Linked DNA regions of Homo sapiens: regions 1 and 3 are each linked to region 2. The links are chromatin loops, found by intact Hi-C in ENCODE. Cell type or tissue: endothelial cell of umbilical vein. All regions are shown on one strand. Links, peaks and the distances in the headings refer to the core of each region. The heading gives the core; the rest is flanking DNA.

What was found. Peaks named below come from ENCODE experiments on the same cell type or tissue, not always from the same donor. Only the 100,000 strongest peaks of a DNase experiment are listed, where the experiment ranks them.
Region 1: it touches region 2 in a loop (3.0-fold over the local background); 10 of 110 quality-filtered maps call a loop at or near these places.
Region 3: it touches region 2 in a loop (6-fold over the local background); 15 of 110 quality-filtered maps call a loop at or near these places.

The regions. Positions count from the first base shown.
Region 1 is chr9:135,984,718-135,994,814 of GRCh38, forward strand. No RefSeq gene overlaps it. Among named protein-coding and RNA genes, the nearest start is that of UBAC1, 28 kb to the left of the region's middle. RefSeq lists enhancers at 4,853-5,531, 6,209-6,886, 7,564-8,241, 8,202-8,261, 8,242-8,919. In endothelial cell of umbilical vein, for the core only: a CTCF peak has its summit at 4,697; no DNase peak of the experiment used is centred there.
Region 2 is chr9:136,047,229-136,057,325 of GRCh38, forward strand. It overlaps NACC2 (NACC family member 2), which reads right to left. Exons shown (of 6, transcript NM_144653.5): 2 at 2,408-3,352. The coding sequence starts at 3,293. Among named protein-coding and RNA genes, the nearest start is that of NACC2, 43 kb to the right of the region's middle. RefSeq lists enhancers at 3,917-4,493, 8,605-9,205, 9,206-9,805, 9,806-10,097. In endothelial cell of umbilical vein, for the core only: no CTCF peak of the experiment used is centred there; DNase peaks (open chromatin) are centred at 4,413 and 5,003; H3K4me3 peaks cover 1,938 bases; H3K27ac peaks cover 2,494 bases.
Region 3 is chr9:135,962,051-135,972,147 of GRCh38, forward strand. No RefSeq gene overlaps it. Among named protein-coding and RNA genes, the nearest start is that of UBAC1, 5.7 kb to the left of the region's middle. RefSeq lists an enhancer at 6,401-7,034 and a silencer at 9,997-10,097. In endothelial cell of umbilical vein, for the core only: a CTCF peak has its summit at 5,660 (motif pointing right); DNase peaks (open chromatin) are centred at 5,691 and 7,431; H3K27ac peaks cover 1,449 bases.

The DNA.
Region 1 (10,097 bases), core at 1,880-6,879, 63 kb before region 2:
GTGCCTGCGTCTCTAACTCCCCTTCCTGTAAGGACGGTTTGTGGGGGCACACTGGATGAGGGGCCCCCCACTCCAAGATGGGCTCATCTAAACCAATCGCTTCTGCAATGACTCCATTCCCAAATAAGGTCCCCTGCGGAGGTTCTGGGGGTTGGGACTTGGACGTATCTTTTTGGGAGGACACAGTTCAGCCCGTGGCAGTCACCCTCACACGGGTCTTATCTGTTCTTATCCGGCATCCATGGGTTGGAGAGAGGCGGAGTGACGGATTAGTGCATTTCCTGAAACTTTAAACCTTTAAATGCTAAAGCCAGCCGGGCGCGGGGCTCAAGGCTGTAATCCCAGCACTTTGGGAGGCTGAGGCGGGCAGATCACATGATGTAAGGAGTTCGAGACCAGCCTGACCAGCATGTTGAAACCCCCTTTCTACTAAAAATACAAAAATTAGTCGAGCCTAGTGGCATGTGCCTGTAATCCCAGCTACTCAGGAGGCTGAGGCAGGAGAATCGCTTGAACCTGGGAGGCAGAAGTTGTAGTGAGCCAAGACTGTGCCACTGCACTCCAGCCTGGGTGACAGAGTGAGACTCCTTGTCTCAATAATAAATAAATAAATAAATAAATAAATAAATAAATAAATAAATAAATAAATGCTAAAGCCTATTAGGCTATTTTTTGTTGGAAAGTCTCCTAAAATTCACCTCCTAGTGTCCCGCCTTATCTGGGAGAGCCTGGGAATCAGGCGGGGAGAGCTTCCTGGAGGTGGTGTCGGCCTCCTCTCCCTGCCTTTTTCCCCCTTCTACCAGAAGGAAGGCCATAAGCCGCCACCCGCCACTGGGCCCTGGCCTGGCCCTTCTGGCCAGGGCTCCCATACCCGCCATTGTGTCCTGGGCATGCGGCCTTGCTGACGCTGTCTCCTCCCCCAGCTGCTGAACACGGGTGGGTCAGTCTCCAAGCTTCAAGCTTCTTGACCCCTGTGAAGCGCTCTGCTCACGTGTTGGTTGGGACTCGGGTGAACACGAGGCAGCGGAGGCAATCAGAAAGGACGCGCTGAGGGCTGCGCTTACCCCCATCTCTCTTTCCCTGGGGTAGGCCCCTTCCTCCTGCTCCTCCTGAATGCTGGCACCTGCGCAGCCCTCTGCCATGACTCCAGAGCCAACCCATGCTCACAACCTCCACGTGCTGCCCCCAGCTGGCCTGGGCACTCGGCCTCCCCCTCTCCTAGGTCCAGAGAACGGGTCTGAAAGCCTGTGGGGGCCAACAGCAGCGGCCTGTTCCCCAACCTGCACCTCCAGCCCAGGCTGTCCTCCTCATCCTGCGTTCCCGGGCCTGGTGTGGAGCTGGACACGTCCCGAATGTCCCTGTGTCCCTGCGCAGGCATCAGGTCTGAAATGCCATCGGTGCTTCAGGCTCTCGTGTCCGCGTGGCCGGCAGGATGCTTCTTCTGAAGTGGACCGAGAGCCGTTCACTCGTGCCAAGGGGTGTTTGAGAACGGAGCCAAGTGCAGGGCCTGCAGGGGCGGTGCTGGAGGGTGAGGGGCGCCAAGGGCTGTGGCCGGGCCCCTGCAGCCTCCCTGTCTGCCCTGGGGCCCCCTCAGCTTAGTCCCCTGCCACAGCCAGTGCCAGCAGCAGGCGAGACTGGAGGGGGCCTAGAGGACCTGGCCTGCCCCACTCCCAGGTGGGGAGGTTGAGGCCCAGGGAGGGGAAGGAGATCTGGCTTCAGGGTGAGATGGGCAGGGCAGGAATGCTGGCCCTGCCCAGCGTGAGCTTGAGCAAAACACCCCACCCTGAACCTTTGCTTCCTTCCACAGAAAATGAGGGTGTCCATGGCGCCCGCCTCGGGGGGTTCCTGGGAGGAAGCACCCAGGGCCAGCCTGGGGGGCACGCGGTGGGCGGTTGGTGCACACACAGGCCCTTGGCTCTGACAGGCCTGGAGCAGTGCAGGGGTGCCGTGCCGGGTCCTCAGCACCGGCTCCCAGGCAGCCAGGGACTTCCCGGAGCTCCCTGGTCACCAACCCAGGCTTGATGGAGGCCCCGGCTGCATCTCTGACCCCTGACCCCTGACCCCAGCCTGCACCAAGCCCCACACGTGACTGGAATTTCGCCTGCACGTTCGGCCTGGTACTCACAGGAGGCTCCGAGCAGCCCACCCTTTCGGACAAGCTGGTCGGGGCCTCTGGTGGTCCAGCCCTCCACTGCCATTCCCGGGGGGCCTGGGCCCCTGCCCCTCCCCTGGCTGGAGACATGGGGGTGCAGCCCCTCTGTCCAGGCCCAGCAAGCCGGGATCCCATCCGGCCAGAGTCCACACTGCCTCTGCCAAGTACGTGACGGTTAATGTCATCACCGTGTGCACAGCCCTCTGTGTTACAGTGTGTAATATAAACTCAAAAATTAATTTTCTCACCTTCAAAAAGCGTCTTTAACTGCTCCTGAAAGGAAATATGGCTAAAACCATAATTTTAACGTCAATTCTTATTAGAAGGTCACGTTTGACCAAATTCTTTTGTTAGCTCATGACTTTGCATTTTCTCCTCCTTAGAAAAAAAATCTCCTTTATCTGCTTTAGCCCCGATTTTAAAAATGCCCAAAGGGGCTGGGTGCGGTGGCTCATGCCTGTAATCCCAGCACTTTGAGAGGCCGAGGTAGGTGGATCACCTGAGGTCAGGAGTTCAGGACCAGCCCGGCTAACATGACAAAACCCCATCTCTACTAAAAATACAAAAATTAGCTGGGTATGGTGGCATGCACCTGTAATCCCAGCTACTCGGGAAGCTGAGGCAGGAGAATCACTTGAACCTGGGAGGTAGAGGTTGCAGTGAGCTGATATTGCACCACTGCACTCCAGCGTGAGCAACAGAGAGAGACTCCATCTCAAAAAATAATAATAATAAAATAAATAAACAAATAAATAAATAAATAAATAAATATGCCCAAAGGAAAATTAAACAGTCCTATCCCTGCCCAGTCTTATGTCTGCAGGTGGCAAGCGTGGTTGCAGGATGACCTTGGGTCACTCTGGGATGTAAGGGTTTTCCAGACTCCACGCCGGGTTCTGACACTGGCCCCCGTGAGCTCGGGCCCGTGTGGTCACAGGCCAGTTGTCAGAGGATCCTTGGTCCCAAGGGAAACTGTGTGGCGTTGCAGAAGGGGGTGCCCCTCTTTCTGCTGTTGGGGACCACAAGCCAGAGTGGATCCCCTCCTCCAGTATGGGTCCCCCTGGGAGCCCACAGGATCCTGAGGCAGGACCCCTAGGTGATCTCTGCCATGAGCAGCCCCCGTCCTTGGCCCCCGCCCATCCTCTGGCCTCTGGGGCCGGGCGGAGCGCGGGGCGTTGGTGCAGGAGGGCTGGGGTTGCACATCCTCCAGGACCTGAGCATCTGCTGGATTTTTCTCAAATGATGAGCACGCCCCTCCCTGGGTGGGGAGTCTCCCTGGGTTGGGAGTGTGTGGCCAGCTTTGGGATTCCCAGAGTCCCTCAGAGCCTCAGGGGCTGCTCCCCGGGGACCCGACTCACAAGCCAGGTGTCACAGGAGGCGACTCCAGGGCACTGCTCGCTGGAAGCAGGTAGGGCCCAGACAGTCAAGAGGTGATGCAGGGACCAGCGAGGTGGCCCCACCCTCATAGTGCCCCGCCTGATGGGGCCCGCTTGGGCTGGGGGCTCCTGGAGACAGACTGGCAGGCTGCTGGCTCTACCATCGTTCAGCAGAACCTCATGCGTAAGAAGTAGGGGAAGGCATGGGATCATCATCCCCTCCTGATAGAGAAGCTGAGCCGCAAGTGGGACTCCTAAGAGGAGACGCCTGGAGACGCCTTTAGTCTTAATATGTTCCCGTGTGTGCATATGTGCACGTGTGTGTGTCTGTGTGCACAGGCGCGTTGGGGTACAAGAGTGAACACAGCACCCGGGAGCATTCCGCATCTGCTCACAGTCTCAGCCTGAGGCAGCCGGGCCAGGCTTGCTGGAAAACAAGCCCCGGGATCGGACCAAGCAGCTGCCCCTCCTCGCACTCTGCCTGGCAGCCCCCAAGGCAATGGGAGAGTCCCAGAGCCACCTCCAAGCCCCCAGAGTGTTTGGTAAGTAAGCGGAGGCCGAGGGTCCCCAGCCTGAGGCGTGGAGCTGGGCCCCTTCCTCTGGGCCCCTGGGGGAGGTGGGTGCACCGTGTTCCCCGGGCAGCTCTGTCCCGAAGGCTCGCAGGCCCCTCCCTTCAGCAGGTTGATTTTCAGTGCCCAGAGAACAACAAATCACTCTCTGACAATAATGGGGATGAACAGACACTTAATTATGAGGCCACGAGACAGCGCGATTATTAATTTTAAATTGTGCAACCCAGTCCTGAAGGCTGAGCCTGGAGTGCTATCCCAGGGGCTCACGGGAGCCTGGGAGCCTCAGGGCTGGCCGGAGCTCAGAGACTCGGCTGGGCACTGGACTTGGGGGACACAGGGCCCTGAGGCTAGGGGACTCCTGGGTGGCCCTGACCTCCCCCTCCCCACAGCAGAAGGCCCAGGGAGATGGCTCTGCAGAGCCTGGCGTGGTCTGGGCTGCAGTCTACCTCCACAGGTTGATGGGGGTGTGGGTGGGGCCAGGACTCTGGCCCCCCCAAGAGGCTGCTCTGCCAGCGTGCTCCAGGGCTGATGAGGGTGTGACTGCACCAGCTCCTCACATCCACTGGGGGCCAATTCTGGCAGAGTGGGCCCACGCGGGGGTGGCCGAACCCTTCCCAAAGCAGTGGCGGGGGGCTTTACTCTCTGCCTGGCTGAGGCCTAGGCCTACGACCACTCTCCTAGCCAGAGTAGGTGTCGATGCTCAGTGTCTGCTGGGCAAGGAGGGCACCTCAGAGGAGCTGCAGGGACCCTTGGAGGGAATCCCAAAGGCAGATAAGATCCCAGGTCCCTGGAGAGCCACGACCAGACACGCAGCATCAGCTCCCGTATAGAAGCTCAAGGTGGAAACCTTGGGCGCCAGTGCAGGGCTGACCTTGAAAGGTGATAGGGTGGCCGGTCCCCAAGGCTCGGTGACACTCATGTTCCTTTCTAGGGCTCCTCAACTCTTCCGAAATTTGCCATCTCCTAAAGTTCTTTAATCTCTAGCCACGGGGGTTCCGGATTTCCTCCGGGTCTACGGGGACTCAGGGACTGCAGAGGCAGCTGTGGGGGGTGGCATGGAGGACACAGCCCTGGACAGAATGGGGACACAACAGGGCCTGGAGCCCTGGGGGAGGCTGCAAGGCTGAGCGCATCCGGGGACAGACTCCCGGCTGACTCCTGTGGGAGGCCGGCGAGCAGCCCGGTGCCAGGCCAGGCAGCTTGTGCGACCGACTGCGCAGCAAGCTGTCGGTGCTGGTGGCACTTGGCAGGCGGCGGCGGGAAGGGGATGTTTGCAGACTGCCGGCGACAGCTTCCCGGCTGAAACCTCCCCGGTTAGACTACGCAGAAGTGAGCAGTGCCCGCGGGCGGGTCTTGGAGGAGCGAGAGGCAGCAGAGGGGCTGCTGGGGCTGTTGGGCCCTTCTGGGGGCCTCCCACCGGGCCTGCCCCCCCGCCCCCCGCTGTGGGCCTGGCCTGGGGCCTGGATCCAAGCCAGCACCCCCACACCCTGCAGGCTCCTGGATTCCGGTCTCTGGGGCAGTCATGATGGGCACCGGGGGAGAATTTGAGGGAGGGCTCAGTGGGGAGGGGGCCTCGGACCCCTGTGATGGGAGGCCCCTTCTCTGTCTGTTATCCCAGGTGCGCTGCAGGGCTGAGGTGGGCAGAACCCGCCCTGTCCGTTTTGGGTAAATTCCTTCCCCAGGAGCTGTGGGAGCATCTGCAGGCAGAGACGGGGCAGGCTTGCTGTGGTGGCGTTGCCATTTGTCACTGTTACTGTTTTTTAATTCAGGAAGCACATGCACAAAGCATGCATGGAGCTGCTTCGTGGAGCAGACGGCGCCCCCCGGGCACCTCAGAGGGTCACACAGGGAGCAGAGAGCCAGCCTTGCGGCCTCTGGCCTCTGCAGGTGCAGCAGCTCCCCGACCTGCCCTCCCCAGCCCTCCCCTCTCCACGCCCCCCTTTAACCCCTCCCCTCCTGCCCTTTCCCTCCCCTCTCCACGCCCCCCTTTAACCCCTCCCCTCCCGCCCTTTCCCTCCCCTCTCCCCTCCCCTCCCGCCCTTTCCCTCCCCTCTCCACACCCCTCTTTAACCCCTCACTTCCCGCCCTTTCCTTCCCCTCTCTCCCCATCTCTCCTCTCCTCTCCCCTGTCTTGAAGTCAGACAGTCACATCACAGCCCCATCCTGTTTGATATCCCCAAGAACCCAGAGATGCCGTGTGCAGACCCCTACCCTCCTCCCTCATCCTGCCATTTTCAGGGTGCCCCTATATGTGGGGCCCTCTCTGCCGTGTGCCTCTAGCTGGAGGCAGAGGCCCCAGCAGCTTCCCCAGGCTCCCCATGGCAGGGCACAGACCTCACCCCTGGGATCTACCTGGGGTAGAGGCAGGGCCACTGGCACCTCCCAGGGCTTGGGCCCAACCTCCCTGGTGGCCTGCGCCCGTGAGTCTGGCAGGGTCTGGCCATGCAGGTCCCTCTGTTCTGGGCGTTCTGGGCCTCCTTCTCCTGTCTCTCCCGTGATTCCATGGGCTGCCCACCGTTCCCTGAGAAAAGCAGGCAGAGGTGGCTCCTGCCACTGTCACCAGAAGCCAAGTTTTCAGGCCAGCACTGCCCTCCCCCTTTAGGAACCAGGAAATGGAGGCTCTGAGAGCCAGTGGCATCCAGCCCTTGGGCTGTGATGGGCAGGGGAGCAGGGGCAGCCTGATGCCCAACCCAGGGGGACGGCAGGGCAGACACAGTCCTGAGCCCCTGTGTGCAAAGTAAGTGGGGGACACCGATCTAAACATACGAGTTCAGGCCATGGTGGCTCACGCCTGTAATCCCAGCGCTTTGGGAGGCTGAGGTGGGCAGATTGCTTGAGCTCAGGTGTTCGAGACCAGCCCGGGAAACATAGTGAGACCCCCCATCTCTACCAAAAATTAAAAAAAAAAAATTGGCCAGGTGTGGTGGTGCACACTTGTGGTCTCAGCTACTTAGGAGGCTGAGGTGGGAGAATCGCTTGAGTCCCGGAGATGGAGATTGCAGTGAGCTGCACTGCACAAGCCACTGCACTCCAGCCTGGCGACAGAGTAAGACCGGTCTGGAAAAATAAAATACAAACACGGGTTCTTGGAAAACCAGGACGAGGGCTGTGAACAAGGACGTTGCTGGAGTTGTGAGTGCGCTGTCACGTGAACAAGAGGCACCACTCGCCCTGTCCGAAGAGGCTCCCTGCTGGGGCGGCCACGACAAAAGGGAAGGTGTTCTCGGCACAGGGGTCGGGGTGGCCAAGACCACATGGCAGAGACCCGGCAGAGGACCAGACAGGATGGAGCGGGGTCTGGCGGGGAACAGAGCTGGGGGTCTTGAGCAAGGGGAGACCCCATGGGGTAAGGGAAGCTCACCAGAAAAGAACAGAACACCCACCTAAGTTTCTATTTTAAATAAACAATGAATTTTTAAAATAGAAATATGCCCCCAAATTGGATGGGTCATACACTAGAGATTGATTTGTTGTTAGTATGAAATGAGAATTTCACTGGGTGTTAAGTATTCTTATGTATTCCCTCTGGCCACCCTACCCAGAGGGTGAGGGACAGACCCTTGGAGCTCAACTGGCCACAGGGAAGACCCCTGCCACGGCTCACCCCTGCCCTGGGGGTCCTGATGTTCCCACCTAGGGCAGCCACCTCCCTCTGGGATCTCCCGGCTCTTTCATCCCAAGGTCCTTTCTTGGAGGTGACAAAGAGGGGCAGAGGAAAGCGCTGAGCCTGGCCCCACGCCAGGGCCCCCTTCCTGGAGGAAGGCAGGGCTTTACCTTGGTTGGCCCGGCTCCCAGGTGGCAGGTGGCCCCTGGCTAGACGCTCTGAAGGCCCCTGACACTTCCAGCATCCCAGCCTCCTGCCCAGGCTAGGGGTGCTCCTGCCTTGCTGGGCACCTGCAGGGCCTTAGGCTAGGCACAGAGAGGCCATGCGGCTCCCGGGGCAGCCCAGCCCTCGGCCAGGCCACCCGCCTGCACTGAGGCCTCTCTGCTCCCCGGAGCGGATGATAAATGTCTGCCAAGCAGTGATTACAAACAGTGCAGCTGCCGGTTACAGGAACTGTGGCCGGGCGGGCGTGGCTCTGCCGGCAGTTGCGAGGGCTCAGGCTTCGTCCGGTGTGGAGACTTGACTGCCCCCCTTCTTTTTCTGGAGGGACAAAAAGACCAGATTTATCGTGGCCATAAGAAATCGTCTGAGCACTTAGCAGCTTCCCGCCCCTGGTTTGAGGGGAAGTTGGGGCTGTGGGGGCTGAGATGGGCTGGCCTGCGGGGAGTGGGGGCTGGCCAGCTCCCAGAATCCCCCTTCCCGAGGCTGCTCCACCCACCAGGAGCACAGGGAGGCTGCTGCTGGGGGAGGGGCTGTGGCCGGGAAGTGCCCCCGCCCCCTTTCCCCACTGCCCTCGCTCAGCGAGGCTTTTCTCCTGGGAGAGACGGAAGAAGCCCCGACCAGCCAGGACAGGCTGGGGATTTAGGCCTCAAGGTTGTCCTTGAGGCCCAGGATGTCCAGCGGCAGCAGGCTCCCCTCCCGGGCCAGCCTCTGCCCTGCAGATGGGTGTCCCCTCTCCCAGCCCGGTCCTGTAAGAGTGGCCTGGGCCACATGGCTTCTCCCCTCTGAGCCTTGGTTTCCTTTCCTGCAAAATGGACAAAACGGGTGGATTCCAGGGCATCTGCCAGGCCGCCGAGGACAGCTCCCGGCCGTGGGGGGCTCACCCCGCAGGAGCCACTGTGATGTCCTGCCCCTCACTGGCCTCCTGGGCCCTGAGGAAGGAACGGAGGGGCAGGCTCTGGAGCTTGAGGGTGTGGGCCTCGGGGGCTTTGGGTAGACAAGCTGCCACACGCCTTCAGTGGAAATCGCAGCCATCGGAGCTGTAGGTGATCAGACTCCAATATTCAAAATAATCGGCGGGCCTGAATTTCCATACAATAACTGTCTTATTAAATCTAAATTTAATGTGTATTTGGAATCCTTAATTTAAAGTGTTACTGCACCCACCATCTGCTCCACTCTCTAAATACAAAAGCAGCCAGCACATAACTCAGTGCGGCAGCGGAAAAGCGCGGTCCCGGGAGCGGCGCGCGCCACTACTGCTGCTGCGGGTCTGCCTGGCCTGGCCGGCTCTCCGAGGGCACCAGTGACCCAGGCACTGCAGAGCCAGGCGGGAGAGGTGTCTGCTCCTGACCCAGCCTTCAAGGCTGCAGGAGCTCTGTGGCTGCCTGGCCCTCCTCCCTTCCCGGTGGGGCTCTGGTAGGCCTGGGCTCTGAGCATCGCGCCTGGGTTCGGGCCATGCCGCTGCCTGCCCGCCCTTCCCTCTTGTGTCCTGGACACCCTGCAGAGCCTGCTCCTGGCCATCTCCAGCACGAAGACTTCCCCTGCTGCCCTGACCACTGCCCTCTGCCTCCTCCCTGATGTGACGGGAGCCGGGCCGCTAGGTGACCCCCTGGGGTTCCTTTCCTGTGAACTCACTGGTACCTATGGCTGTCTCTGCAGAGGCCACCCACCCTGGACCCTGGACTCTGAGCCGCCAGCCCTGGCCAAAACCACCCCTGGCTTGGAAGGGAGGGCAGGCGGCCCTGCCTGGGGCCAGAGTACCCAGGGACAGCCCCTCCTCCACCAGGGAGCCCCTGGCCTTGGGCCAGCCCCCGTCACCCCAGCTCCTCCCTGTGACCAATAACGTCCCATGGGTGGGACTCCCAGTCCAGGCCAACCCTTCACCATGCCATCCTCTGCAGGATGAAGTTAGAGCCCTTGGAGGGGCCAGTGTTGCCCCCAGAGCGTCTTCACCACAGAGGCGAATGCATTGGGGGCAGAGCCACGTCTCCACCTCTCATCCCTGTGCCCCGGCCGCTGGGGACGCAACTGTGCAAGGAGCCACCACCCACCTGCTCACGTGCAAGCCCAGCTGAGCCCCCCAGACCCCACTCACGGCCAGCCCTGTGAGGGCACCCGGCCCGGCTGAGCCCCCCACAACACCAGGTCCTCACACAGGACAGTGGCGGGAG
Region 2 (10,097 bases), core at 2,530-7,529:
GGGAGCTAGCACCCAGGGGCAGCTCCAGGTCAGGCGACGGCCCCTCCCTCTACCTGCTCCCCCCATGGCACCGCCAACCCAGCACACCCAGCGACGCCAGCAACGTCACAGCCAGTAACCTAGATTTTAACCAAGAAATCACACACCCCCTTTCTCTGCCCCACTTATGGGCTTGCCGAACAGAAAAACCATGACAAGAAACCCAGACTGTGGCATCCAGAGCCAAACTGTATGGTAGGTGGGCGGGAGCAGGCCTGGCCTCCCAGCCGCCCACTTTCCACCTCGCTGGCATCAGCGACACCCGTGCAAAGGCAGAGAATGCCGCGCAGCACCTGCGGCCTGGACAAAGCCCTGCAGGAACATGGCCTTGAGGGTGTCCCCACCCCTCAGCCCCAATGGGACTGTACCTCGTGTGGTCTGAGTACGGGGGAGTTGGAGGGAAGGACTCACCAGAGCAGCTGCCTCCCGTCCCCACCCAACACACATCCGGGACTCCACAGAGCCGCTTCCTGGCTGCGGTCCTGCTGACTCCCCAAAAACCCATCAAGGCAGGTGGGCGTGAGGGCTTCTAGCTCACGAAGTCCAGGCGATGTGAGGGCTTAAGGCTGACCCAGCACCCAGGGGCAGATGCATGGGACAAGTCACGAGGCTTCACCGTGCTCCCAGCAAACCCGACACCCAGCCCTGGCTCCCATCACCCCAAACACACCAAGGCCCAAGGTCACATTGGAGCAGCAGGGGGCTGTGCAGGGAGGACCCTGGGAAGATGTTTGGATACGATGGGTCTGTTTCCATCTCCATGGTGCAGCTCCCTGACCCGTCGGCAACCCGTCGGCAGGGCCCTGTCTGGCTGCCATTGTCGGCAGGGCACTGTCTGGCTGCCATCAATGGGGGATGTCCTCAGGGACTGTAGGGGTGCCCAGCCTGTCTGGGGTTCTGCCCTGGGACTGGAGCCCATGGACAGAGCTCCTTCCCAACAGGGGCCCTGGGTGGGCCTTGGGAGCCTTCCCCAGCAGCCTCTGGCTGGTCCCCTGCCTTCCCTGGGGTGGCTGTCAGCAGGGGCAGAGGGAAAGCGCACATGGGGCGGATTCCCCGGAGGCCTCAGCCAGCCGGGTCCACAAGCACTGACATCCTGTACGGCCTCTGTGGTGAGCCGGAGCCCGGTGTGCTCTGCCCTCAGGAAGGGCCAATTCCGTAGCTAGCAAAGCTCCCAGTCTCAGGACAAATCAAGCCCTACCCCCTACCACTAAAAGAAAACAAAAGCTGTGAAGCCCAGATCGAGGTGGCCTGTGAGCTGGCATTCTGTGGGATTCATGCAAACACAGCAATATACATTTAAACCAAGTGCGGAGTTCTCAGGAAGACACCACGGAGCCCAGAGCACCTGCTGGCAAGGCAGTGGCTTCTCCTGCAGGCGGAGAGGGAGCCAGGTTGGCCAAAGCAGTGGTTACCCTGCTGTCCCGGCTGTGGTGACAGACGCTGCACAGGGACCCAGCTGGCCTAGGGGTCCAAGCTGGTGGGTGGTCCTGGCCCCCTCTGCCCCCAACCAGCACTGCAGGAGGGGAAGGGCAGGGGGGCGTCCCATCAGGGCACAGGGATATGCGTGGTGGGGTGGAGAGAGTCCCTACACTGCCCCTCGGGGTCCACCACCTGCCCGTGGCTGGCATTATGCACCCGCACCCAGGCCCAGGCCGCTGCACACAGGCCCTGCATGCAGACCAGCCAGGTGGCCAGCCCAGACACACAGTCAGGTTGCAGGGACACCCGATCCTGGGCACCAACTGTGGGACTCTGCCCAGCAAAGCCTGAACAGTCTCCAGAGGCTGTAACCAGGAATCTCCAATTAGGGCAACCTGGGTTTGTGGGGCCCAGGACGGGGAGCAGCCCTCCTTGAAAGAAAGGAACGGAGAGGAGGGGGAGCGACTGCTCACTCGGCTCAGCACACTGGGCGCTTCCTGGCCCATCCCTGGCGCGGGGCCTGGAGAGGTGGTGGCAAAGGGGCTGGGTTCAGGGGACTCTCTAGACCTGGCCGGGTGAGGCGCAGACTGAGGTTAAAGGGGAAGTAGGCGGGTCCTCCCGTACACCGCGTGGCGCCAGGCCCTTCACAGACGGGGAACGTGAACCCTGGGGCAGGTCCCTGGGCCACGGGACACCTGCGTTTCCTCATCTATCCAGTGGAGACAAGACCCTTCCTACAGGCTGGCAGAGTCTCCTAGGAGTTCTTGTCTCATCCAGGACCAAGTCTGAACCCCATGGTGAACAGAGCTCTGCCACCTCCTCCAGGCTTGGTGGGGGGCTCCCCTGTGGCCCCGCAGGCCTCCGGCCCAGTGGCCTCCTGAGCCACCCGGGTCCCAGGCAGGCCCCGCTTCCCAGCCAGGTGGTGTGGGGCTCCACCCCGCCGCGTTACCTGCATAGCTGCCGGAGGCCTTGATGTACATCTGGCCGTACTGCTCCTCCACCATGGTGTCGTAGGCCTCGTCGTCCTCCTCGTCCTCCTCGTTGTGGTACGAGGTGGGGCTGTCGGTGGTGGGCAGGCTGCTGGCGCCTGGACTGGTCCGCTCCCCCTGGGGGTAGGGCATCTGCTGGATGCCGGGGATGAGGGTGGCCAGGCTGGGCACCCCGTAGTAGGAGACACGGGGCAGTTTGAGAGGGGCTGTGCCCGCCGCCACCGCAGCCCCCGCGGCCACCGCCACGCCGTCCCGGGGCCCCGTCTCCAGCGGGCGCTTGGGGGCCAGGCCTGGGCCGGCCGGCGGCAGCTCCATGGCTTCATGCTTTACTCGGGTCAGCAGCGGGATGGGCACCGAGGGGGACACGACGTAGGGGGCCGCGGCGGCGGCGGCCGGCTGCAGCTGGTTGCAGGGGCTCTGGGGCTCGGAGCCGGCGTCCTCGATCACAGCGGTCTGCGAGTCGCAGTGGGGCGAGCTCACCTTGAACATGAGGTCGGTGCCGCGCTCCACGATGTGCTGGATCTGCAGGAAGCCGGCCGTGTACATGACCACGAGCTGCTCGCTGGCCGTCATGGTGAGCCTGCCCGTGTAGCAGAAGGACAGGATCTGCTGGAAGCAGGCGGGCGGCACGGAGCCGGGCAGCTCGAAGGCGCTCTTGCTGTTGCCGCTGAACAGGTCGCGGAAGTAGAGGCTGCTGGCGGCCAGCACCGCCCGGTGGGCCTTGAAGGCCTGGCCCTTGACCACGATGGACACATCGCAGTAGAGGCCCAGCAGGCGCTGCTCGTTCAGGCAGCCCAGCACTGTGTTCCCGAAGTTGGGGATCTCGATGTGCAGCATCTGAGACATGGCGGGCGGGCAGCGGCGGGGCTGGGCTCTCAGCGCGGGGCGGCCCTAGCGGGGCTCATCTGTGGGGGGCAGGAGGCACGTGGTCAGTTCCTCCAGGTCACGGGCTCCCCGCTCAAGGGGCCGTTCCCACCCCCTCCTCCCCCGCCGGGGGCTTACAAAGAGCGAGCCTTCCGCACGCGCCCTCCCCCGCCCCTCCTGGCTGGGACACTCCAGAGAAGGGACACGGGGTCTCCCAGACCCCCTGGCAGACGGGCAAGAGGGCCCGGCCAGCACTGCTGCAGATCCCCGGGGTGCTGCCCGGCAGGAGTGCGCCCACGCCACTCCCAGGGGGCTGCTCTTAGCGACTCGGTCTCAGCAGGCGAGGAGGAGCGCAGGCCTGAACCTGCCCCGGGACAGGAGGTGGGGGCCGCCGGGGGAGCCTCTGGGCAAACCTGCAGCCACTCTCCTCCCCTCAAAAAAGTTCCAGCCCGCACAGGAGCTCCCGGGAGGGGCCGCGCTGGAGCAGCGGGGAAGGAGGGAGGGAGGGGGGTCTCTGGAGCTGTGCAGTTTGCGGTTTGCTTTCCCTCTCTTCCCTCCGAGCAGCCTCGCAGAGGGCCCCTGCGGGGAAGGCGGGCCAGCGTCCCCTAGTCCCCCTGAGCCTCCCGGGCAGGTAGGGAATGGCTGGGGGTGCCGGGAAGTCCGCTGAAGCCGCGTCCACTCCTCCCTCGCGCAGAGAGACCACCCTGGGCGCGCCCGCTCCGTTCTCCCGTGCTCTCCTGGCTCGGACCAGACCCAGGTTCCCAAGCCGCCGCCAGGGCAGGAGTTGGGAAGCCTGTCGCAGCCCCACTCGCGGACGCCCCCCACCCCGCTCGCCTCGCTCCCCACGCGGGCCAATCCCGACGGCCCGGCCCCAACCCAGGTGACTACAGGGGTCCCAGCCCTCGCCGGGCTGCCCGGACCCCGGGGCTGGGAGCTGGGGAGGGCGCCGCTGTTTATCTGGTGCGGACTCCGGAGGGGGCGGGGGCGGCCCAGAAGGCGCCAGCCCAACTCCGCAGGGCCGCACAAAGGCCGCTGTGTCCCACGGGAGGAAAGTGCGGGCGGCCGCAGAGGCGCCGGGTGGCGGGAGGAGGGCGGAGCCACCGCGCCGGGAGCTGGGCAGGTGGACGCGCGCCGGGGGCGGCCCGCAGTGCCCCCGCTGCGGAGAAGTTGCCGGCCGGTCGGGAAGACCTACCTTCAGCCGCTGCGGCCGCCGGCCGGCACTGCCCGCTCCGCCTGGCAGGACAGGCTCCCCGCACGCAGCCCGCCTGCCCAGCTGCTCCGCGAATGCAGCAAACGGAGCGGGAGCCCTGGGGCGGGGAGGGCGCAGGGAGCCGGCAAGGAGGAGGAGGAGGAGGAGGAGGAGGAGGAGGAGATGGTGGAGGAGGAGGAGGAGGAGGAGGGCAGAGCGCCTGGGCGCTGGGCTCGCGGCCGCAGCTCAGCTGCACCCAGGCCGGCCCTCCCGGGCAGCGCACCGCATCTCAATGAAGGGGCCGGATGCAGACGAACGTTCCGGCGGCTCGGGAATGAATAGCCGCCTTTGATTTGGGAGCCGAAGTAAATGCCAGCTCCCAGCCCCGGCTTTAAAAACAGTGGAGTGTTGGTGCCAGAGGAATGCGCGGCCCCGGGTGCTGGTACGAGACAGACTTTTGATGACTCACTGCAATGCAAACAAAGATGGCAGAAATACTGTACAGTAGTGGAGAAATGCTTCCCGGTGCCACGGCAACTGAGACAGCCTGGAAATTTATGGTGCAGTTTTGCATATGAATTACCCAGTAAACTGCCTCCCGGCCTTCCAGGACAGCCCCAGTGTCAAAGCATTTAAACTATTCCAAACAGTCTGCAGAGCTGGCAGAGCTGAACTCCTCCAGCGAGGGTGGGGAATGGGCAGAGGCGCCAGGGGGAGGGGGTGAGGGGGTCAGGACAGCTAGGGGAGCCAGGGAAGGGGAGGGGAGGTACAGCAGGGGGTGAAGAGAGGCACAGAAACGGCAGGCAGTGGGTGGGTGAGGCGGCACCCCAGGTCCTGGGGGCCTTAGAGCTGTGTCCTCTGCCCAGGCGGCAGGCCCGGGAGTCCAGCCCCAGCACCCCTCCCCATCCCACTCCCAGCGCCCTCCTGGCACTTTAAGAAAAGAGCGACTTTGTGGCCGGGCAACCAGGAGCCGGAAGGGGCAGCCCCGCCTGAGAGGTCCCAGCAGAGGGCAAAGCGGCCGCCTCGCTCCTCCCGCACACTCCTGGCTGCGGCCACACAGGCTGCACCTCCTGCCCAAGGGGGTCTGCAGCGTCTGGCTGTTATTGAGCCTTTTCCTGGGAAGGGGCTGCTGCTGTGCAGGACTTGTGGTGGCCCCGGGACCCCTCCAGAGAATGTGTACTTCATCCTGGGCTCATACCAGCCTCTCTGCGTGGGGCCCTGAGGCTGACCTCTGGACTGCCCAGCCTCAGTTTCCCTGCCACTGGCTGTGACCCCCAGGAAGAGCACATTCCACCCAAAAGAAGGGGCAGGGTCCAGGCTCGAGGCCTTGAGGTGAGCCCCCTCCTGCTTGGCCAGCTGCCTCCACCACCCTCGGGGTAACCCTGGCAGCAGGATGCGGAGGAGGCCCGAACAGGCCTGGTGGGAGGCAAGGCGACACAGCCCTGCCCCTCACTCCCGGCGCCCCTCTGAGGCATCCGGAGACCAGAGAGAGGGCCATCTGGCTCCTCCCTAGTCACACACCATGGGCTCAGCTTCTCCAGACCAGACAAAAAGCCACTGAATGGGGACGGGAAGAGATCCAGGTGCGGGGAAGCTGCCGGCAAAGGCCCGTGGAGGTGGCTTCGTGCCTAGTGTTTTCTGCCTCCTACAAGGGGCTGGTGACAACTCAAGGAGACTGGGATGGGGGCGTTTACAGAAACGTCCCCACTCGGCCATGCTGATGAGCTGGGCTCCACCGGGCCAGGAGACACAGGGCCCAGCTGTCACCCTCCCCGCCACACCCTCCACCCTCAGGTCCCCACTTAGTTTCTGCCTCATCCAGGAAGTCTGCCAAGTGCCCTCATAAGCTCGGCAAGGGCTGAATGCTGGACACAACCCGGGCAGGGGGGTACAAGAGAGGGGCCTGTGCAACACAGCACAGAGGGCAGAGGCCCCTAGACAGCTCCCTTCACAGACCCACTGCGCCCACCACCAGGAGCCTCCCAGAGAGCCCGTGGCTTCTGTTGTGGGCAACTTCGCCCCAAGGACGGGGGGGTAGGGATGTCTGAGTCATACAGGGGCTTTTGTACCAAAAGAGGGGACAGGCAGAGGCCAGCACGGCGCACCGGTTCCTGGGGGTCCCAAGTACCTGGGCTGGGTAGGGCAGCAGCCAGGGCTGACACAGACAGCAAGGGACAATGTAGGCTCTCAGCCTGTCCCTTCCAGCAGCAAGAGGGTCCTGGCCTGTTGGCAAGGCTGAAATCCTAGGTCCCGTGGGCACCAGCCACTTCCTGTAAGGACACCTCAGCCTCAGACGCTGAGCTGTGAACTGGGGTTATGATTTACCCTCAGATGGTTCCTGGGGGTGAATGGAACAATGTTTGTGAAGCCGGCGGCTGAAGCCTCACACACAGAAAGCCGGTGATGCCTGCAACCTGCTGTGACCTGGGCAGGAGAGCAGCTCTCAGCTGGGCATCCAGGTGGGCGTCTTAACGCCCAGCCCAGTTCGGCCTGCGTCCGCACCTCAGGAGCTGGAGCCCCAGGGCTGGGGGACAGACCAGCTCTCCCAGAGAAGGGACCATTATTCCCTTTGAAGGTGATGGGGCCGTGTGGTCCCTGGGGATCGAGGACAACTGGAGCTTTTGCTGGCTTGTCCTCAGGCCACCTGCACCGGTGAGGCTGCAGCCCCACGCCCCAGCCTGCTGAGAGCCGGACAGGAGCTGGTTTTAGGTTGCTTTCTTGGAAGGCTCAAGAACAAAGCTGAACTTTAGGAGAAAAGAATAAAATAAAGGCTTGGCTCACGCCCCCAGGGCCAGGAAAGCAGACACACGGGGGCTGACCCTCCTGCTACACCCAGAGAGGAGGGGGCCGAGGGCCCAGGTGGGCCCAGGGACGTGAGCAGAGCTGTCTGCTCAGGAGGGCAGGGGCCAAGCCTGGTTCTCAGACATCAGGGCATCCCCACCCTCCCCTGCACATTCTCCAGTGACTCAGTTTCCCCACCACTTTGCTTCCCAAGCAACACCTCCTATTGTTTCCCCTTCTCGGTGAGATTCAACACACTCATTCACTTATGGAAAGTTCTGCAGAGCCAGGCAAAAAATCAGAGGTCGCCAACTTTGTTTACCCCAGCCATCCTCAGGGTTGTGGCACCAACGACCCTTGCTCTCAAAACGCCCTTCAGAACAGAACCCACTTTGGAGAACCTCTGCAGGTGACCCAAGGCCCGAGTCCACTCCCTGCAGCTGTGCCAGCCTTCGGTGCCCCACCCCACACAGACACACAGAGGAGGCTGGGTTCCTCTGAGCCCACAAGCCACCCTCAGGAATAAGAAAATACAGGTGGCTGTGGTGTCGGAGTGGGGGGTCTCTCCTCTGCAGAGCCTCACTTGAGGAAGGCTGAGATCCAGGCCTGCCCTGCCCTGGGGTTAGGGGTTGCCCACCATGATGAGCCCCATACCCAGCAACCTGCCGATGGGTGAGAGGAGCCCGCGGGGAGGACAGGGGCTCACTGGAACTGCAGCCAGACGCGCACACAGGGGTTGGGGCAGCGTCTCCAGAACGACCCCCCTGCCTGAGTGTCGTCCCGGCAGGATTCACACAAGGACACAGGTTACAAGGTTGGTGCCAGGCCAGGGCACCTGGGTCCTGGCATCAAGTACCCAGGAGCAGAGGCTCTGGCAGGTACAAGACCCCTGAAAGCATCCCCCAGGCCAGAGGACTGGGACAGGGACCAGTCAGGCAGCCCAACAGGAGGAGCCCTTTTCCTGGGGCCCAGCCAGGCAGCTCCATGGTCTGAGGGCCTCGCCCAGAGTCCCCAGAAACCCTGCCCCCTCCACCCCTAGATTGTAAAGCACTTTCTAAGCCCAGCACAGCAAACCAGAGGAATGCGGCACTGAATTTCTGCAGGATCACCACCAGCAAGGGGAAGGGAGGCGAGAAAAATTAAATTAAATTAAATTATCTTGCAGGATTTAATTTCACCAATCTAATAAGAGGTTCTGGACCTCAGCAAATGCACAGCCATTAAACACGTGGTAGAGGAAGGAGAGAGGCGGGGCACGGGAAACGTTCTGCGGAGGGGAGAGTCCCTCTACCCCGAGCCCCGGCCCCTGGTGGAGACTGCCTGGCAGTTAGTTAAGTGAGGACATCTCCTAAAAGGTCAATCGAAGGCGCTCCTGGAGCGTGAGAAGGTGTGGGGATGGGGCGGGCCTGCTGTGCCAGGTGCTCTGGAGTCAGCAGGAGCACAGGGGGTGTTAGGAATACAGTCTGGGGGCTGCTACCCCGTGGACCTTGCCCACCTCCGCGCAACGCCTTCCCTTTCCCATACGGTGCAGGCTCCAGGAGGATTTGCTTTGACCCTATACCTTCAGAAAAGAGGCCCTAGGGAGGACAAGGGGGCGGCAGGGGGCCCGGAGGTTAACCCTGGGGGGTAGAGGCTGCCCAGCTCCGGATGTGCCAGGGCCTCAGGGAGCTGGGTGTGGCACCAGCTTAGCCCTCAGGTTTGCATTAAACTTTTAAAATGCCAGAAAGCAGAGCTGGGCTGCCCGGAGGCCTGGCTGCTAATGGAACCACCAGCTCCATGCAGATGAGATGCAGCAGCTCTGGGCCAGGGCCCTCGGCGGCCAGGAACTCCCCCCAACCCCGAGGCCCCCACAAAAGCCAGGATGGCGTGTGCCGTGTGCTCACCTCCCCGCTACTGGACATACAGATGAGGAAACTGAGACCTCACAGTCGGGAGGCAGCGGGGCCAGGCCCCTAGCCATCATCCTTCCTGGGTGGTCTCTGGTCATCAAGTCACAAGAGCCAGAGAGGATGCCTGGCCCCGCCCAACAGACCCCGGGTAGCTACGACCCTGACCTGCCAGGGCCCTAAGGACTCTGTGGCAGAGAGGAGAGTTCCACCCAGGAAAGGGGCGCAAAGGCCCCCAGCTTCAGGGTCACAGAGGTACGGGGGGTCTCTGGGATGACGGGCCCCCTCGGACTATCACTGTCGCCCCAGCCTGGGAGGTGGAGGAGAGCCATGCAGGGCTGGGCCCAGGCCGGGCTCTCTCCGTTCAGCCAGGTCCCTAGGCGGCTTCTACCCCAGACCACAAGCCAGGGCCAGCATCAGCCATCAGAGCCGGCGGTAACTGCACTAAGGAACATCTGCCTGGAAGCTTTCTTCCCAGATGGAGAAGGGCAGTACTCCAGGACCTGCAAATCCACAATTCCGTGTATCAGCCCTTCCTCTCGGCCACCCGTGGGCAGGCCCACAGATAGAGGGGATGAAGCCAGGGACACAGCAGGGGGTCTCTGGACAGCACAGCCCCCAGCCCCCACCCCCAGGGTGGGCCTCCAGCAGCCAGTACCTCGAGGGAGGGCTGGGAGGACGCTCCATCCTCGGCAGCAGCAGGCTCTGCGTCCGATAGGGCCTTGTGGGGTGCCCGTGGCGTTGGCTCTGCCGGGGGTCTGGTCCAGGGGCCTGTGTGACTGAGCCGAGCCCTGCGCTTATGGGGAATGACCCAAGCAGCCACGGCTCACCTGAGGCATGGCCCCTGGCCACCAACACGCTCATCTCTAACCTTCACTTGCAGAATATTCTTTCTTATGGGTAAGGACTTGGGGGACAAACACAGCACAG
Region 3 (10,097 bases), core at 3,376-8,375, 84 kb before region 2:
CTGAACCTTCTACATCATCTGTACACTTCCTTGTAAAATCCAGTTTTAGCGAAGAGCCTTGATAAGTGAGTTTAGCAAGAACTCCCAGCCTCAATATCAGATCACCCTGGACGTCTGGTCAGGTTCCTCGTCCCCCAGGTGCTGTCTGATATCTCCAGCCTCTCTTCAGCAAGAACCCTGTCAGGTCGGTTTAGCCAGAACCGCCCACATCCCTGATGTTTTCTCCTATTAATTTTCCATTCACTGACCCCACCCACTTGCCCTTGCTGTATTGGGAGTTGAGCCTGACCTCTCTCCCCACTGCAAGCCCCCTTGGCAGTGGTCTCTGTACCTAGCTCAACAGTCCTGGATAACGTCTTACTTACCATGCTCCTAAATATGAATTTTGTAGTTCAGGTTAGACCTGACACATTGACTGATCTGTACTCATTCATCCCATTCATTTAAAAAAACTTTACTGCGCAGAGATGAATAAGGCACAGTTCCCGTTCTCAGAGGTTAGCAATCTAACCGGGGAGGCTGTCTCTGCCTCCTGCCTGCAGGCTTTTATTCTGTCCACACCATTTTGCACACACATCCTCATTTTTCTCCTGTGATAATTCCAACCTCGTCCAGATTCCATGTGTCCAGTTCAGCACTTACTAATTGCCTCTCACAGGTGGGAGCCTCTGCTACTCAATGAAAATATGGTAGTGATTAAGACCAGACACCAGGATACAGTCCTGGAATGGGGCATTTTTAACGCAGGAAGCAGAAGTACCGACTGTTAGAGACCGCAGTGGAGGTGGTGGTAGTATCGTGGAAGCTGGTGGAGGAGAAAGGGGAGGAACACCAAGGTGGTGAGTGGAGAGTGGGGGAAGCTAGAGGGCTTGGAGGAGCCGGGTCAGAGCATTAAGACGTTGCTGTGAGAGCCACTAACGGTGTGACCAGGTGGCAGAATGAATGGTGGTGACTGTGGAGGGGACAGGGAAGAGGGCAGGGCATCCTTGCGGGGGAGCAATGCGGAGGGAGAGGAAGAGGAGAAGGGGGCTTCCAGTGGCCTGTGGGAGGGGAGGCCAGCAGGATTGGAGGGTGTGGGCCCAAGAGTGAAATCAAGGATGACTTGAAGACTTCCAGTGTGGGTGGCAGAGTGCAGGGCAGTGCCACCTTTTGAAGTAGGAGGCAGGAGGAGGAGCCATTGGCCAGGAAGGTGTTGGGTAGTTTTGGACACGGGGACCTGGATGTGCTGGGGGCATTCACACGGAGGTGGCCTGGAGGCAGCTGGACCTACAGGACTGAAGTTGAGGAGAGAGGCCTGGGCTGGAGACAAACACTGGGCAGCCGGCCTGGGCCACGTAGCAAGACCCTCTACAAAAAATAAAAAAAATTAATGAGCTGGGCGTGGTGGTGCACACCTGTGGTCCCAGCTACTCAGAAGGCTGAGGTGGGAGGATCACCTGAGCCCAGGAGGTCCAGGCTGCAGTGCGCCGTGATGGCACCACTGCACTCCAGCCTGGGCAACACAGCAAGACCCCGTCCCAAAAAAACAAAACAAAACAAAAAAGTCAAACCAGTCATGAGCACACCAGCGGCAGCTGGAACTAAGAGGATGCCCACCCCCCTTCCCATGCAGAGGAGCTCATGAAGAAAACAGAGGAGTATGGTACTAGGAAAGTTCCAAGAGTGTGGCTCCATGAAACACAAGGCGGAGAAGATATTGAGGAGAAAATGGGGCCTGTAAGAGAAGAACCAGAAATATCACGTCATCTCAGGGAGCGTCTCCAGGGACCGGAAGGGGACTGGGGCCCAAGCCTGCCTGGCTGCAGATCTGGTATCTGCAGCCACAGTGATGCTGCATAACAAAACCGTCCTAAAACTCAGCGGGTAAAACAACCAACAGCTCTCCATCACTTCTCACAAGTCCACGGCTGGCTGGGTGGTGCTGCTGACCAAGCCAGGCTGGCAGGTGGGCTGGTCGGGATCCCTAGGCCCTCAGCCTCGGTCTCATGTTCCCCAGTGAGTTCCCACGGGAGTGTCTGGGATCCACCGCAGCAGGTTTTTCAGCCTTTGCTTGAGCCATGTTTGTTGATGTCCTCTGGACCAAAGTCAAAGAGGGAGGGGACAAAGTGACAGGGAAAGGATGGAGCCATGGGAAAGCCACCAAGAGGCCACAGATGCACCTGTTCCACCTTCCAAGAAGGCTGGGGGAACAGAGAGAGGAGGGCACCAGCCACGGGGTGCCCAGCAGCATGTTTACATTAGAGAGGCTGGGCGCGTTTCTGGGCTGAGCGTGAGAGCGGGCAGAGGGGAGGCTGGGGCTGGAGGAAGGAGGAGGGATGGGGTGGCTGGGGAGGGGGCTGAAGCTGTGGCCTCAGGGCATCCCGCTTGCTTCTGACAGGAAACATCTGAACCCCCCATCCTGGCATCAAACCTTCCCAGTCTCCCTGTTTCCTCCTGGCCACGGGCTTTACAGCGGGGGGACAGTGCCATCACAAGGACCCTGCAAGGGTCCACAGAGGCCACGCTAGCAAAGACTCAAGCCAAAGCTGACCTGAGTCCTGGAGGAACGCCTGTGCCCTCCCGTGGAAGGATAGGAGGTTCGTGGTACTCTGAGACCACTCCAGCCCCCACCCCGCTTCACCCACGAGGCTGTCAATTGATGGGTTCTCATTGTCTCCCCTCCTCTCATGGGTTTGAGGCTGTTTCCTATAACAAATTGCCACAAACTGGGGCTGGGGGGTGGTGCTTAAAACAATAGAAATGTATTTTCGCCCAGTTCTGAAGGCCGGAAGTCTGAAATCCAGGTGTTCATGGGCCACGCTCCCTCTGGAGCCACAGGGGAGGGTCCTTCCTGCCTCCTCCAGCTCCTGGGGACTCCGGGGTTCCTTGGCCTGTGGCCACATGGCTGTAGCCTCTGCCTCCATCTTCATGCAGCCTCTCCTCTTCCCATGGCTGTCCTTTGTGTGCCTCCCATGAGGACACTTGTCATTGGATTTGGGGCCACCCTAATCTAGGATGATCTTACCTGGAGATCCTGAACTTAATTACATCTGCAAAAACCCTTCTCCCCAAATGAGTTCCCACTACAGTTCCAGGGTTGGGACACAGATGTGTGTTTATCAGGGCCACCAACCAGCCACCAGAGAGGCTTCGGGCCCAACCCCCGGGTACAGCGGGAGCCCAGCAGGGGCTCCTTAGTGGCAGGTAGTTCCCACCCTGCTGGAGTCATCGGCCTCTGCCGTTCTGATGCTGTCCTTTTTGGACAAGGGCTTATGCTCCTCCTCCCTCATTGTCTGTGTCAGAAGTGGCTTCTTGTGTCTCGTGCAGCCAAAGCACTCAGGCTGGCCTGGCCTGGCCTGGCCCCTCACCCTGCATCCTGAGCCTCAGTGAAGCCCCTCCCTCCCTCACCCCTGGGTTGCTCCCGGCCATACCAGCACTCCTGCTTCTCTCCCTACCTCGAAGCCTGTGCCAACCTAGCCCATTCCTCAGGCTCAGGGCCTCCTCCTCCAGGAAGCCCGCCCTGGCTGCACCTCCTCTGGGACACTACTCGGCACACCAAGTGTGTCAGCAAGGAGCCTGGAAGTTGCTGGAAGCCACCTCCCTGTTGGTGGCAGCTCTGCCCCAGGCTGAGGTCAGCTGGCAGTACCTCCCCCCAGCCCCTGAACGTAGGAGAGGAACAGCAATGCCAGAGAGGTCTGGGGGGAGTCCCTCTCCAGTGGCCAGGCTGTCCTGAGGCCTCCCAGGCCCCACTCTCTGGGACTCCCTGGGGTGAGGGGCCAGCATGAAGGGAAGATCCCAGAGTCAAATGGCCCAGTCTGGCATCCACACTGTCTCTTCCCAGTCAAGAGGCCTGGGCAGGTTCTTTTCTTTCTGTCTTTTTTTTTTTTTTTTTTTGACAGAGTTTTGCTCTGTCACCAAGGCTGGAGTGCAGTGGCGCGATCTCAGCTCATTACAAACTCTGCCTCCTGGGTTCAAGTGATTCTCACGTCTAGGCCTCCTGAGTAGCTACGATGACAGGCGCTGCCCCCACACCCTACTAGTTTTTGTATTTTTAGCAGAGACGGGTTTTCGCCATGTTGGCCAGGTTGGTCTCGAACTCCTGACCTCAGGTGATCCGCCCGCCTTGGCCTCCCAAAGTGCTGGGATTACAGGCATGAGCCACTGTGCCTGGCCGGTTCTTTTCTTTCTGACCCTCCGTTTATCTTTCTAGGAGGGTTAGGCTTTGGTGTGGACATGGAGACACGACCCAGAGCCCCCTCTGAAAGAGGACCTGCTGCCCCCATCCCTCAGCCTCAGCCTCAGCCTCAGCCTCAGCCTCGGAGGCCACCTTTGAGGTCACACCCCTCCCTGCATGGCAGAGCTGAGTGGGGTGGCAAGACCCAGCCATTTCAGAGGGTCTCCCGGCAGGGAGCCCTCCCCTGAGCCCCCCGCCACCTGCCCCCTGCCCCCCGGCTGGCCAAGGCCTGCATGAAGGTTCAGCTTCTCCCTCTGCCCGACGCTGCCTCCCTGGGCTGATCCAGCAGGTGTGGTCCCCAGTGCACCCCAAACTCCATCTCAGCTTCTGCTTCCAGGGAACCCACCAGGCGGGCCCCCCTTGGTGCATTGGTCCATTGTGTGTTTAGTGCCTACTGTGCACTGGGTGCTGCTTTAGGCCCGGGGGTGCAGCAGGAAGAAGATAGACAAGGCTTCCGGTCTGCTGGAGAATGAGCCCCGTGCTCCTAGGGTGGGGGAGGGGCCGCTTCGGGGGCCTCTTCGTTGCAGCAACAGACCCCAGCTCTGACCAGTTCAGGCAGAAAAGGAATTCACGGAGGGGTTTCTGGGGCGCTCTCAGAACCTCCTGTGGCCAGGAGGACCAGGCTGGGCCCCAAGACCATGCTGCAGAGGGGCCTCCAGGAGAGCCCACCACCACAGCCACGCCAGGCACCCTACCCCAGCCCCAACCACAGCCACACCGGGCACCCTACCCCAGCCCCAACCACAGCCACGCCGGGCACCCTACCCCAGTCCCAACCACAGCCACGCCGGGCACCCTACCCCAGTCCCAACCACAGCCACGCCGGGCACCCTACCCCAGTCCCAACCACAGCCACGCCGGGCACCCTACCCCAGCCCCAACCACAGCTACAGGAGCAGGCTCCGCGGCGGTGGCGTCAGCCCTCGGAACTCCCTGCAGCTCTCAGGAAGGGGCAGGCCAGGTGCGTTGTCCTGGAGCTGCCTGCCAGTTCCCCCTGCCTCGTTTGGTCTGGGCGTAGCTGCCCAAGGCCCTGCAGGGAATCAGCGAAGGCCCAGGTGACAGATTCCCTGCATCTGCAGGGGCAGAGCCAGTCCTGGCCCGAGGCCTGGAGTGAGGCCACCCCAGCCTGCCCTGGCTCTTGCCATGGCCCTGAGAGTTCCCTGGAGGAGCCCCAGCTGCCCTGGGTGGTGGCAGCTAAGGACAAGGCCATCCTGCCCACGGTCTCCCCGACCCCTGCCTCGACTTAGCTCCCTGGGCAGATGTGGCCAGAGCCCCCAGCCCCCGTATGGTGTCAGCGCCTGGCTGGGCAGGCCAAGCAGGGTCTCCTGGCAAAGGGGGCTCCAAGTGTGACTGAGGTGGGGTGTGCCGCTCTCATCCACTGCACCCCCAGGTGGCCTGGACCCAACCCGAAACTCAACAAGCAGCAGCCTGGCCGTGGTGCCTCAAGCCAGCCACTAGAGGGTGCAGTTGAGCTGTCAGCCTGCCTGGAGGGGCGAGGTGGTGGGGGTGAGTGTGCAGGCGTGTGTGTGTGTGTGTGTGTGTGTGCGCGCGCGCGCGCGCCTGTGTGTGGGCGTGTTGTGTGCATGTGTGCATATGTGTGCACTGTGTATATGTGCCATGTGTATGCGTGCATGTGTCCGTGTGTGTATATGTGTGCGTGTGCATGTGTGCCATGTATGCATATGTGTGCATGTTCATGTGTGCGGGGGGGTGTGCACCTGTGTGTGGGCGTGTTGTGTGCATGTGTGCACTGTGCATATGTGCTGTGTGTGTGCATGCATATGTCTGCATGCATGTGTGTGTGCCATGTATGCATATGTGTGCATGTTTATGTGGGGGGGTGTGCATGTTGCTGTGCATGTATATATGGGTGCATGTGTGCCTGTGTGTGTGAATGACTCAGGGCCTCGGGGCCTGAGATTGCTGCTTCTGATCCACAAACCCTGCAGGGGGCCATGCGAGAGCCTGGGCTGGGAGCAGGAGCTGGCCTACAGGGGTGGGGGATGCCTGGAGCTCTAAGGACCCTGATAGCTCAGGCCAGCACCTCCAGAGAGGGGCACTGGAAATGGGCCGTAAAGGATGACTAAGAGTTCTCTAGGCAGCAGGAGGGAGGAGGTTGGAGGGCGGCACCGAGGCATTCTGACTCCCAGGCCCCTATGGGTGTGCTGGGAAACCCAGCTTGAAAAGCACAGCTCTGGTTCAACCCCCTGCAGCAGGAGACGCTCAGGTGCAGAGAGAGGAGTGGATGAGCATCTAGTCACTGGTCCTGCTCACTGAAAAAGCAGCATCAGGCCCCACACAGTCAGTCCCTGGGGACTCCAGGGTTCTCGGAACATGGTCCCCCACCCTGCCCACAAGGCCTCCCTCCGTTACTCTCCAGCAGCCCCGGAAAGGGACAGCCGCTGTAGGAGGGTCCTGGGGCTGCTGGAACAAGGCCCTGCAAACCAGGGTTCTTAAAACAATAGAAACGCATCCTCCCCTGTCTGGAGGCCAAAAACCCTAAGCCAAGGCCCTGGCTGGCTTGGCTGCTTTCAAGGCTCCGAAGGGGGGGTCTGTCCCAGCTTTCATGGCACTCCCTGGCCTGTGGTTGCATCACTCCAATCCCTGCCTCTGTCCTACGTGGCCTCTTCTCTGTGTCCTCTTCTCTTCTTATACAGATACCAGTCGTTGAATTCAGGGTCCACTCTAAATCCAGGATGATCTCATCTTGAGATTCTTAACTAATGATATTTGCAAAGAGTCTGCTTCCAAATAAAGCCACATTTGGAGGCTACAGGTAGACATGAGTTTTGGGGTCCCCTACTCAACTCACTGCACCCACGAAGAGGTTATAGGCATTCGCTAGGACAGGGCATGTCCTCGTCACCCTGCCCGGCCTCAACAGTCCCACCCTGTCCTTGCCCAGGGCAGGCCAAACCCATCTTCACCACACAAGTCTCCCATGAGCTTTGGCCTCAGCCTCTCAGCCAAGGTCTCAGGCCTCGTGACCTCAGAGGGGGGTCAGTTCCAAGTGTCCCGGCATGCAGAATGGGAATGGGATCGGGGGCCAGGGGGCAGGAAGGTGGCTACACCCCCACCCTCCAGGAGCCAAGGCATTGGGAGCTTGTGAAATGTGAGTGATCCCAAGGTTAATTAATTATTACATTAAAAATGCGCCCGTTAAGGGGCCCCGCAAACAGGAAAGTATTAATCACCCATTTCCTCAGACTGACAAGTGCATTTCCCTAAATTCCTTGGCTGCTGACTTAACCAAATGATAATCTCCCTGCTGCTGCCATTTCCCATGAAGTCACAGCTCATGAATATTCTAGCATCACAATTTGCTCTTTAAAAGGACGGACTTATTATTTCATTTTTAAGTTTGCTGTCATGAATAGTAATTTTCCAGCCCCTAAATAATGAAATGGCGGTGACCACTCTGGCCAGCCGGGACCCAGGAACTCAATGACACAACGGGGCTAGTCCCTGCCATGTGGGGGACGGGGGATGCCAGGTCGCCCTGCACCAGTTCCCAACTGCAGTCAGCCCATGGAAATAGCAGTTAATGGGTGGCCCTCCGCTTGGCACTTAACGGTTTATAAGCTGGTCCCCCTCCAGTTCCTATGTCTTTGCAGCCACTCTGTTCATTGGGCCACAGCAGTTTTGCCATAGGTAACTGAGGTTGGGAAGCACAGCCATGGAGTCAGACAGATGCCAAGTTCAAATCCTGACACTGCTGTTTGCCTGCTGTGTGATCTTGGGCAATCACTTAACTTCTCTGGGCCTTGATGTCCTCATCTGTACAATGGCATTGCAAACCAGGATTGGACCCCACACTCACCCAGTGCCAGGGCTGGTGTTTCTTCACCCTCTCTGCTGCCTCAGATCTAGAGAGACCAAGGACCAGGCCCCACTGGCCTGAAGTTTAGATCTTCTATTTTGATGGAACAGAAATGATGGCACCAAGGGCTGGACTGAGGAACAGCCACTACAGCTTCCCTGGGAGCAGCTTCCCAGGGTGGTTTCTATTACTTAATGCAATTCCAGGCTCTCCCAAGTGCCCAGGAAGCCGTGGCAGCTCACTGCACACATGTTTAAGTGGAAAATCCGATTTCACAACTCCTTTCCATAATTGTTCATGTGAGTAGGAGCTCCTCTTGATGCCCCCTTTCCAGAGATGGGTGGTGGCAAGTGGGAAGGGCCCTCCTCATGCCGTCCCTCCTCTGGGACTTGGCACCATCACCATGGCTGGCCTCCTTGTGCCCCGGCTGTTGCCAGAGGGAGCTTCCCTCCTGAAACCCCAAAGGGTCCCACCATGTCAGCCTCTCAGGATGGGAGCACCACCCCAGCTGGCCCCCAAGAAGACCGGCTCCGGGCCGCTCTGGGCTTCCATGCTTTTTGCACCCACAAAGCTTCTCCCCAGGCATCTACAGCCCAGCCCCTTCAGCCTGGCCCTCTCCCCTTCCCCCATCACCTGGCAGGAAGCCCCCACCAGGCTGGAGTTAGGACCCCCATGTCGTGGTCCCCCACATGCAGGTCCTCTGGGATCAGCGCATTGAGCACCCCAGATCCCCTTGTCTACCTCTGCCCTTTCTTGCCCTTGACAGAACAAGTCCAGGTCTTACCATTTCCCACACTGCGCTTGCCTGGGTGCAGGTAACAGCTCTGTCTGCATTTGCGCTGGATTTCTCTGAGTGAGTGAATGAATGAATGAACTCCTATCGGAGGGGCCAGCGATGCAAATTTCCCCTGAAAATGATAAACTGTTTATGGAGGGTGAGCCACTCACAGATGGCTCTGTGAATTATATTTTAATTTGCATGGCCTCCATCACAACTCACTTTTCAGAGCAATGGTAAGAAATGTGACTTCGATGGTAGGGACCCACAGGGCGACTCCCAGCAACCAGGGTATTGTCATGCAGGTCCCGGGGTTGGAGTAAACCTCCAGCATGCAATTAGTTGACAGCACTGTGTGAAAGTAAAGCATCGGCAACCCTTGGGTGAACGCTGTTGACTCAGGACCAGGGTTTTACTGTAACCAGATGTCTTTACCATCCCCGGGAATCATGTCACAGCGTCTGAGCGGGCCTACTTTCCGGAAGTCTGCGTGCTCTGGGCTGAAATGGCATTCGTGGAACTTGCAGTAATTTGTCACAGGGGCCTGGGGTGGAGGATGCTGGGGGGCAGGGCTGTCTCACACGAGTGATGTTTGGCGTCCTAGTTCCCGGGCACTAAACGCCAATAGGGCAACTCCTTGCCTCCCTGTGACAAGAACAACAACAGACTCTCCTGGAGGGGAGGGGATGACATCACCCCAGCTGAGAATTTGGTACCAGGGGGTTGCAGGCCAGGGGCACTCAAGAAAAGAAAAGAAACCGGAGCTTCTGTCCTCCCTGTGCTGGCTTCGCCTGGGCCCTTCCTGCTCTGGCTAGGCTGGGAAACCCTGGGCCCCAGAAAGCCCTCGTGGGGTGGGGTTAAGGGGCCCAGAGAGGGCAGGAGCTTTCTCAAGGCCATGGGGGTGGGCAGTGCAGAGAAGGGTGGGACCTGGGCCTCCGAAGCCCCTTCTGGGGCACTGTTGCCTGCTGGGACCTTTCACTGCATCCCTCCCTCTCTTCTGGGCCGGGGCACCCCTCAAGTGCACAGCCTCCACGAGGAACATCCGCCTGGCCAGGGGAGTGCTACGAGCATCAGGCCAGAGGGGCGGGGTTCTGGGAAGTCTCCCCAAGCACCTTCCCTGCTTCAGCCAGAGGAAAAGAGCAGGCAGGGAGCCCACAGAGGCTGCTAGGACCTCCTGCTCCTGCACCCAGGTCCAGAGGCACCGCCCAGGCAATCCAGGTGTGGTGGTGTCCCTCTCCAAGGTGCTGAAACGCCCCTATGCACCCAGGTCTAGAGGCACCGCCCAG